Regions from separate parts of the Homo sapiens genome. Here regions 1 and 2 are each linked to region 3. Evidence: chromatin contacts called from ENCODE Hi-C or POLR2A ChIA-PET data. All regions are on one chromosome and are shown on one strand. The core of a region is the stretch at or near the end of the contact, and the rest is flanking DNA. Distances in the headings are between cores, read along the strand shown.

The links. A loop is a pair of places that touch in the nucleus more often than their neighbours do. ChIA-PET counts read pairs that join two places held with the same protein, here RNA polymerase II (POLR2A). Pooled maps may share reads with other maps.
Region 1: a pooled map shows a loop between it and region 3 (4-fold over the local background). The contact joins two enhancer-like sites. A Hi-C loop is called at or near these places in 1 of 168 maps with a recorded cell type or tissue (natural killer cell), 3 of 37 single-sample maps with no recorded cell type and 3 of 50 pooled maps.
Region 2: a loop to region 3 is called in a pooled map of left cardiac atrium, with 2.1 times the contacts of the local background. The contact joins the promoter of CACNB2 here to the enhancer-like site in region 3. A Hi-C loop is called at or near these places in 2 of 168 maps with a recorded cell type or tissue (esophagus muscularis mucosa and left cardiac atrium) and 10 of 50 pooled maps. POLR2A ChIA-PET finds 5 or more read pairs at or near these places in 4 of 52 experiments (AG04450, BJ, OCI-LY7 and 1 more).

The regions. Positions count from the first base shown.
Region 1 is chr10:17,511,189-17,513,888 of GRCh38, reverse strand. No RefSeq gene overlaps it. Among named protein-coding and RNA genes, the nearest start is that of ST8SIA6, 58 kb to the right of the region's middle. Within about 2 kb of position 1,313, at least 11 of the 41 ENCODE cell types and tissues checked have a DNase peak (open chromatin) inside an H3K27ac peak, as active enhancers do; they include natural killer cell, where a contact is called at or near this core.
Region 2 is chr10:18,139,142-18,141,841 of GRCh38, reverse strand. CACNB2 (calcium voltage-gated channel auxiliary subunit beta 2) reads right to left here and starts at 1,418. Exons shown (of 14, transcript NM_201596.3): 1 at 986-1,418. The coding sequence starts at 1,105.
Region 3 is chr10:17,853,145-17,855,844 of GRCh38, reverse strand. All of the region lies in intron 8 of MRC1 (mannose receptor C-type 1), which reads right to left. Among named protein-coding and RNA genes, the nearest start is that of MIR511, 9.4 kb to the right of the region's middle. Within about 2 kb of position 1,349, at least 2 of the 41 ENCODE cell types and tissues checked have a DNase peak (open chromatin) inside an H3K27ac peak, as active enhancers do; they include natural killer cell, where a contact is called at or near this core.

The DNA.
Region 1 (2,700 bases), core at 64-2,563, 340 kb after region 3:
TTTGCAATGTAGCAATATAGGTGCTTCTTTATTGGCATCTGAACATAAGATTTAGTTATGTTAGTCTTGTGACTAGCAGAATTTCAAAGTAGTGAGTAGGTAGAAGTGATCTTCTGACATATCTGCAAATTGCTGTGATATGAAAATATATGTGATTTCAAGTGGTCATAAAACCACAGGTATTGCTAATACTGTTACAGTTTGTTACCAATATTTATAAGTGAAGAAAATGCTAGATTTCAGTGAACAGATAGTGAAAATAAAGATGTCATTTCCCCCTGATGCAAGTTTTATGATTGCCATATTAAAAACCATTGTTTTGGGTCGGGTGCAGTGGCTCATGCCTGTAATCCCAGCACTTTGGGAGGCCGAGGTGGGAGGATCACTTGAGGTCAGAAGATTGAGACCAGCCTGGCCAACATGATGTAAACCCCGTCTCTGCTAAAAATGCAAAAATTAGCCAAGTGTGGTGGGTCATGCCTGTAATCCCAGCTACTTGGGAGGCTGAGGCAGGAGAAAGGCTTGAACCCAGGAGGCAAAGGTTACATCAGTGAGCCAAGATTGTGCCACTGCACTCTAACCTGCTGAGCAACAGAGCAAGACTCTATCTCAAAAAAAAAAAAAAACCCCACAAAAAACAAACAAACAAAAAAACCTAAACCATTGTTTTAAAAGTTTCTAGACACTTCTCACTCAGATGGAGACCAAAAATCACCTTTGACAGTGACTTTTATTTTTCATTCTTGGAAGGATCACTTGTGTGGCCTCTGTCTACCCAGACACGGAGGTGCCTAACTGCTCTGTGGAGTGGATCATGCAATACTATTTGTTGTTTGACAAAGTCTCTGCTCTATAATCTTTAAAGTATTGGGTTTGGGGAAGTAGACAGGAGGGACATTCTTACACAGGGCTCCGGGAACCTCCAAGGAAACAGAGACCTCAATCTCTTCCCTTTGGAATTTAAGGGAGCTGTGGTTACAAGTACCGGCTCTGGAGTCCGCCTTCCTAGGTTCAAATCCTCCCGCCAGTTACAAGCTATGCTACCTAATCTCTTGATAGCTCCATTCCTTCATCAGAAAAATGTGGCAAAAGTTGAAAGGATTCCTATGAGAATTAAATGAACAAAGTACTTAGAACAGGCTTTTAAGTATTAATGTCATTACTGTTTCTGTTATTGAAGAACTGCTTTGAGAACTGAGGTGGTGCTGACTAATGTCTGAGGCTGGCTTGCATGGATACCAGGAATTTCCAAGACAGAACTCATATCAGGAAGGGATTGTCTGGGCTTGTGGCCAGGATCAACATAGGACCTTGCTTGTTGGTTTCAGGGCAACCTTTGGATGAGGCTGGAAATTGCTCCTGCTTCTGCTAGTCTGCATGGGCTTAGGGCACTGAGTAGGTGAATGCAAATAAAAGAACTATAGTCATAAGGGCCCTGCTGTGAAGTACCACAGAGAGAGGGATCTTTCTCCTTTTAAGAAACTTCACGGTCTGAGCAGTAGGATCATTGGAAACCAGAGTAGACAATGACACAGGGTCTTCAAGAAACTATCTGGCAGCAGCATTAAACAATGAAAATGAAAGTCAGGACTGATCAGATTCACAGTTTTCTCTCCTCTTGGAAAAACTTCCAGAATTCTTGGGGGCAATTCTGGGCAAGTGAGCACTTAAGTAATAAAATTAAAGATGTGTAATAAGCTTGTTTGTGTCTGAATGTGGCAAGATAGTCATGCTATTAAAAATATTCTTTAGATGGATATTATAATTATTTTAATTCTGTGAGTATATGTAGCCTTGGAAGTGGCACTAGGATTGGGGAATAAAGGAGAAAACCAATCTAGAATTTAAAAATATACTTGAGACTTGTTTTACAAGTAATTTGTATTAGCCCTTGTTTTAAAATATCACAAACCTTGGCTGGGTACAGTGGCTCACACCTGTAATCCCAGCACTTTGGGAGGCCAAAATGGGAGGATTGCTTGAGCCCAGGACTTCGAGACAAGCCTGGGCAACATAGTGAGACCACATCTCTTAAAAAAAAAAAAATTAGCCTGACGTGATGGTGCGTGCCTGTTGCCCCAGTTACTCAGGAGGCTGAAGTGGGAGGATTGCTTGAGCCCAGGAGGTTGAGGCTGCATGAGTTGTGATGGCACCACTACATTCCTGCCTGGGTGAGAGAGTGAGACCCTGTCTCAAAAATAAAAATAAGATAAAATAAATGCAAATCATTTTTTAGTTTTCTGCAGTAGTATTGATAATTCAAAGTTAATTCAACTTTTCCCCCTACAACTTCCAGAAACAGATGCAGAAATTCAAACCATAACAAATACTTTCTGAAGTGACAATGAGTCATATCAGAAGTGTGATGATCACGCAGATGGGCTGATATAACTCATGATCACCCATCCGGACTGTGGACGTTCTTGTTTTTCAAACGTATTTGAATGCGTTTGATAAAAGCTGTAAATTTCTGGCTAGTCTGTAAATTGCAAGCATTCTCTTTGGGGCTTACATGTCTACTTCCCTTAGCTGGGATCAGCGACTTCTCTTGGGCCTTTCCTCCAGCAGGCTGGGTCCCCTCTCTGTACAGAAGTTAAAAGGATGTTGTCAAGCACAGAAAGGTAAAGTACGTGGAGAAGCAAGAGACTGAGGTTCTTGTCTTCTCTCCACCATTTAGTGGCCACGCAATCTGGATAAGTC
Region 2 (2,700 bases), core at 169-2,668, 290 kb before region 3:
AAATGTAACCAAGACCTCTTCACATCACTGGCCAGCCAACAGCCAGCCCGCAGCTAGGAGTCTGAAGTCATTTCCCTGCCGGGAGAAAAGTTGAGCGACTCCTCATCGCTGAGACCTGGAGGTGTCTGTAACCCAAACTGTACCTGCTGAAGCCTTACGTAAAAACGTAAAAACCACCTTGTCATTGCCCAGCGCCTACAACTGACATCTCCAATTTCACAACAACCTGCAGCGAAGCTGACTTTTTCCAGAAACCGCAAACACTCAACGGAGAGAAAGGGGATCCTGGAGATCCCTGAAATGGCTAACATTTCAGGGGAGACGGAAAAATAAAAACTTTCTTGTCCCCAGCTCACTCGCTTCTTAAGGGAAAGGCATGAGGTGGGACAGGCAAACCTTGGCAAGTGCCCGAGGGGACTGGAGAGCTGTCAGCCCCAGGTGCGCAGCGTGGTCCGGGCAGCTCTGGGGGGATCCGGCAGGGCACCCCCATATTCGCTCCCCTCCTGCCCACCTGCACCCCATCATCCTCACACCCACGCCCACCCCGGCTCGGAGCGTGGCCAGGAGAGTCGGCATCGTAGAAAGCGCTGCGGGAAGCGGGCCCCCTCCCGCCCACCCGGACTCACGATCTTCAGCAGGTCCAGTCCACTCCCCTGATTCATGTCTCTCCATGTGCCTCTCCCGGGAAGGGGCGAGGAGGGCCAGCTGGAGCAACCCGGGAGAAGTCTGGGAGGACTGGCAGGTCTCCCCCGCCCTTCCCCACTGGCTTTTCGGAAGCAGAGAAAAATGGAAGCCGAGGCAGAGCCAGGAAAAGGCGCAAAGGGGCAGGGTCCCCGGCGCCAGGAGAGGAGCAGAGGGTGGGCAGGCGACGAGGGGAGGAGGTGCGAGGCTAGAGATCCCTGCAGTGGAGGCGCCGGGAGAACCCGAGGTCGGTGCCCTGCCCGGCGGCTCACAAAGGAAGGAGAAGGCGCCGCGCTCTCGCTACCTGTGCGGCGGCTCCGAGCGCCCCCGCGGGAGCCACGTTCTCTAGCAGTTCCATCTGGATCTCCTGCGCCACCGCCGCCGCCGCTGTGGGAGGCGACTTGGACATGTCCCTTTGGACCATTGGCGAAAAGTCGGCTCGGAGCGAAGCAGCCAGCCCCCGGCGGCGGGTCCCCTCCTCCTCGCCCCCGCCTCCCCGCGCTCTGATCGGCTCTGGGGGCCGCCCAGGGCTCAGGCCCGGCCGTTCTCGGCGCAGCGCCCCGCAGCGCCCCGGGACTCGGCGCCCTGCTGCCAGGCGCTCAGTGCGCGGGACGGGGCCGGGGCATCGGGCGAAGCGAGCCGCTCGGGAGGCGGGACGCGGGGGCGCGGCTGCGGTGCCTGGGAGAGGGGAGCCCTCAGCGGGGCAGCCGGGGCCGGGAGAGCGGGCGCAGCGCGGCGGGGATCGGAGCCGCGGGCGCCGGGAAAGGTCCTCGCCAGGAGGGGAGGGAACTCCGGGAGCGCGAGCCAGGGGGAGGCGCGTCGGAAAGCGAGAGTGACAAGCAGCCTACAAGCCGAAAAGTTCCTCGCGGGAGGCGCGCGCCGCGTGGGCTCCGACTCAGCCGCTGCGCGTCGCCGTGGCACACAGGCTGAAAAGTTTGCGAAGCCACAGAAGCCAGGCCCGGCGCTCAGGGGGCCTTGATCCTGTTCCCATGGCCCCAGACCACCCCTCAGGAACCCTTAGAGCAGATCTCTTAACTTTGGAGGGGAAGGACGACGGAGGCTGGGTTCCTACACTGAAAGTTTTAAATTTGTAAAGCCTGCTGGCAGCCCGGGAGAGCAAATGTCTGCAAAGAACATCTTCTGGGCAGCTGAAAGCCCTTGCTAATGTCAGTAATAAGGATCCAGAGAAAGAAATGGCATTGATAAAGATCATCAGGTGATCCCACCTGAATCTGCAGCTGGCCTCGTCAACTAGGTGGGAATCCACCCAACCTGAGACCGAATGTTTTGCTTTATGACTGCTGTCTTCATCTTTGCCAAATTAAATTAGCACTTCTTTCCAAACATAATTGAAGTTTGTTGTTGTTGTTGCTTGTTGTTGTTTTAGACGGAGTCTCACTCTGTCGCCCAGGCTGGAGTGCAATGGCGCGATCTCAGCTCACTGCAACCTCCGCCTCCTGGGTTCAAGCGATTCTCTAGCCTCAGCCTCACGAATAGCTGGGATTACAGCCACAGGCCACCAAGCCCAGATAATTTTTGTGTTTTTAGTGCAGACGGGGTTTCACCATGTTGCCCGGGCTGGTCTTGAACTCCTGACCTCAAGTAATCCACCGGCCTCGGCCTCCCAAAGTGCTGGGATCACAGGGGTGGGACACCACGCCAGGCCAGGGTTGAGGTTTTTCTATAGGGGTGAAAAGTCTTAGTGTCACATTTTTGACAAAACAAGCACTTCCTTAAGATCCAGAATTCTTGATAACAGGATAGTGACTATGGTGAGGGTGTTTCACTTACAACATTCCGTTCAGATAGTCCCAAGGAGCCACATTTTTACATGATTGAGTGCAACTTATTTCAACAAATTTTACTACAGTGGAAACTTCTGTAATGAGTTTTCCAGGCATTTTTTTTTTTTTTTTTTTGAGACAGAATTTCACTCTTGTCACCCAGGCAGGAATACAGTGGCACGATCTTGGCTCACTGCAACCTTCGCCTCCTGGGTTCAATCCATTCTCCTGCCTC
Region 3 (2,700 bases), core at 100-2,599:
AGGAGGAAAATTAAGATCCAAGGTTATTGAGAGAAAACGGCATCTACTGAAAGGAAAGGTAATTGACATGTTCATATGTAAACAGTAATTTTGACTCTAGCTACAAACATGTAAAAAGTGATTGGAGCCGCAATATGATTTTATATCTGAGATGTCCAAGCCATTGTTTAGAGGAATCCAGGGAGAAATTAAAAATGTCTGTAAGTCCTTGGATGACGGTGCTCGCAAGAGGTTTGCATGCAGCCTCTTTTTTTTTTTTTTTTTTTTTTTTTTGAGACGGAGTCTCGCTCTGTTGCCCAGGCTGGAGTGCAGTGGCTCTGATCTTGGCTCACTGCAAGCTCCACCTCCCAGGTTCACACCATTTTCCTGCCTCAGCCTCCTGAGTAGCTGGGACTACAGGCGCCTGCCACCACGCCCTGCTAATTTTTTATATTTTTAGTAGAGACGGGGTTTCACCGTGTTAGCCAGGATGGTCTCGATCTCCCGACCTCATGATCCGCCTGCCTCGGCCTCCCAAAGTGCTGGGATCACAGGCGTGAGCCACTGGGCCCGGCCGCATGCAGCGTCTTCATCAATCCCTGCAGTCAGCTCTGTCTTCAAATTAATCAAGTTCATATACGCCATCCAGAAAAATCTCCTGCACCCAACACACCAACTTGAAAGCATCATGAAACCACAGTCATCTTTTCTGCCTTCTTCCTATTTCTACTGATGAGTGCTCCCCTGGATCTGAGGCTCAACCTTCCACTTTATTTCAGATTCTATCCCCTCTCTTTTCCTTTGAGATTTCATGTTAAAAGGACCTCTCCTTTCCTTCCCTTCGCTGCTAAACATCTTGAAAAAAATGTTTTCTGGGCCAAGCGCGGCGGCTCACGCCTATAATCCCAGCACTTTGGGAGGCCAAGGCGGGTGGATCACCTGAGGTCAGGAGTTCAAGACTAGCCGGGCCAACATGGTGAAACCCTGTCTCTACTAATAATACAAAAAAGTTAGCTGGATGTGGTGGTGCACGCTTGTAATCTCAGCTACTCGGGAGGCTGAGGCAGGAGAATCGCTTGAACTCTCGAGGCAGAGGTTGCATTGAGCCAAGATTGTGCCATTGCACTCCAGCCTGGGCAGCAAGAGCAAAACTCTGTCTCAATAAATAAATAAATAAATAAAATGTTTTCTGTATTGTCTGTCTTTAACTCCTCATATCCTAGTTGGTCTCAGCCCAGTGCAATCTGACACGTAAGCCTTTAGCCAGAGTAACATTTATAAATTGCCACTTTGGTTTTACCCCTCCGAGACAACTCATGTTTCTTGAACCTCAGTTCCTACCCACCCTTCCGGCTCTGACTTCATGATTTCAACCACACTGACCTTTCACCTCCTCCAAGCATGCTGCTTTCTGGTTTCTTCTGTCTACTCTTTGGATAGTTAACACCTAATATGTTCTTAAACTTTCAATCCATCACAATAAAAACAACCACAATGACAAAAATAACAGCCACAGTGACAAAAATAAACAACCACAATGACAAAAATTATTGAACAATAAATATGGGCTGGGAACTGTGTACCACACATGCATTATTTAATACTCATATCCTGGGCCTGGCACAGTGGCTCACGCCTGTAACCTCAACACTTTGGGAGGCTGAGGCAGGCAGATCGCTTGAGCTTAGGAGTTCAAGACTAGCTTGGGCAACATGGCAAAACTCCATCTGTACCAAAAATACAAAAAATTAGCCAGGCGTGGTGGCACGCACCTTTAGTCACAGCTATTTGGGAGGCCTGAACCCAGGAGGTCAAGACTGCAATGAGCTGAGATTGCACCACTGCACTGCAGCCTGGGTGACAGAGCAAGACTCTGTCTTAAAAAACAAACAAACAAACAACAACAACAACAAAAAAAAAAACCTCATATCCACAGGTGAGCTAAGTACAGCTCTTATTCCCATTTTGCAAATAAAGGAGTCAGTCACACAGCAAAACTCAGCCTCTTAATCACTGTGTTTACCATCTATTAATAAAAGATAAATTTGATAACATTTTTCAATCACTGAGGTCATATTTCAATCATAAAAGCAATCATTTCATATGACAGCTCCATGTAAACTGAAAAAAATGAATGTAGCTCCCCAAGTACAGCTTCCAGACCTAATCCACCGTAGCTGTAAGTAGATCTGCATCTACTTGGTGTATATATATCTCTCACATATATACGGGGCTACAATCTCTTTTTACATATATATATATATACACACACACACACACACACACACACACATACATATATATCTCTTTTTACATCTCTTGTAATCATATATATGGCTTATAATAACTTTTTATATATACATGCATAATCATATATATGGCTTAATTGGTCAGATGAGAGCTTTGGTGGATATATATATACACCATTATAATATGGCACTATATATATGGCCATGTACATATATAGTGCCATAGAAACAATATGAGTATTCATTACAGGCGAATTTCATCCTTGACCCAAAAGTTTCTGTCCATTGCTTCAGTGATCCTCTTGAAAATTTGACTTTGCTAGACAGTTGAGAGGGATTCAAGAAATCAAATCTGAATTTTGGTTCACCTTTGATCCATGCCAATTTATGTAGAATAAAAACAATCTAAACAAACATATGTAACTGACTGGGACAGAAGGAAAAATCCCCCGTGACTTTCATTATAAATATC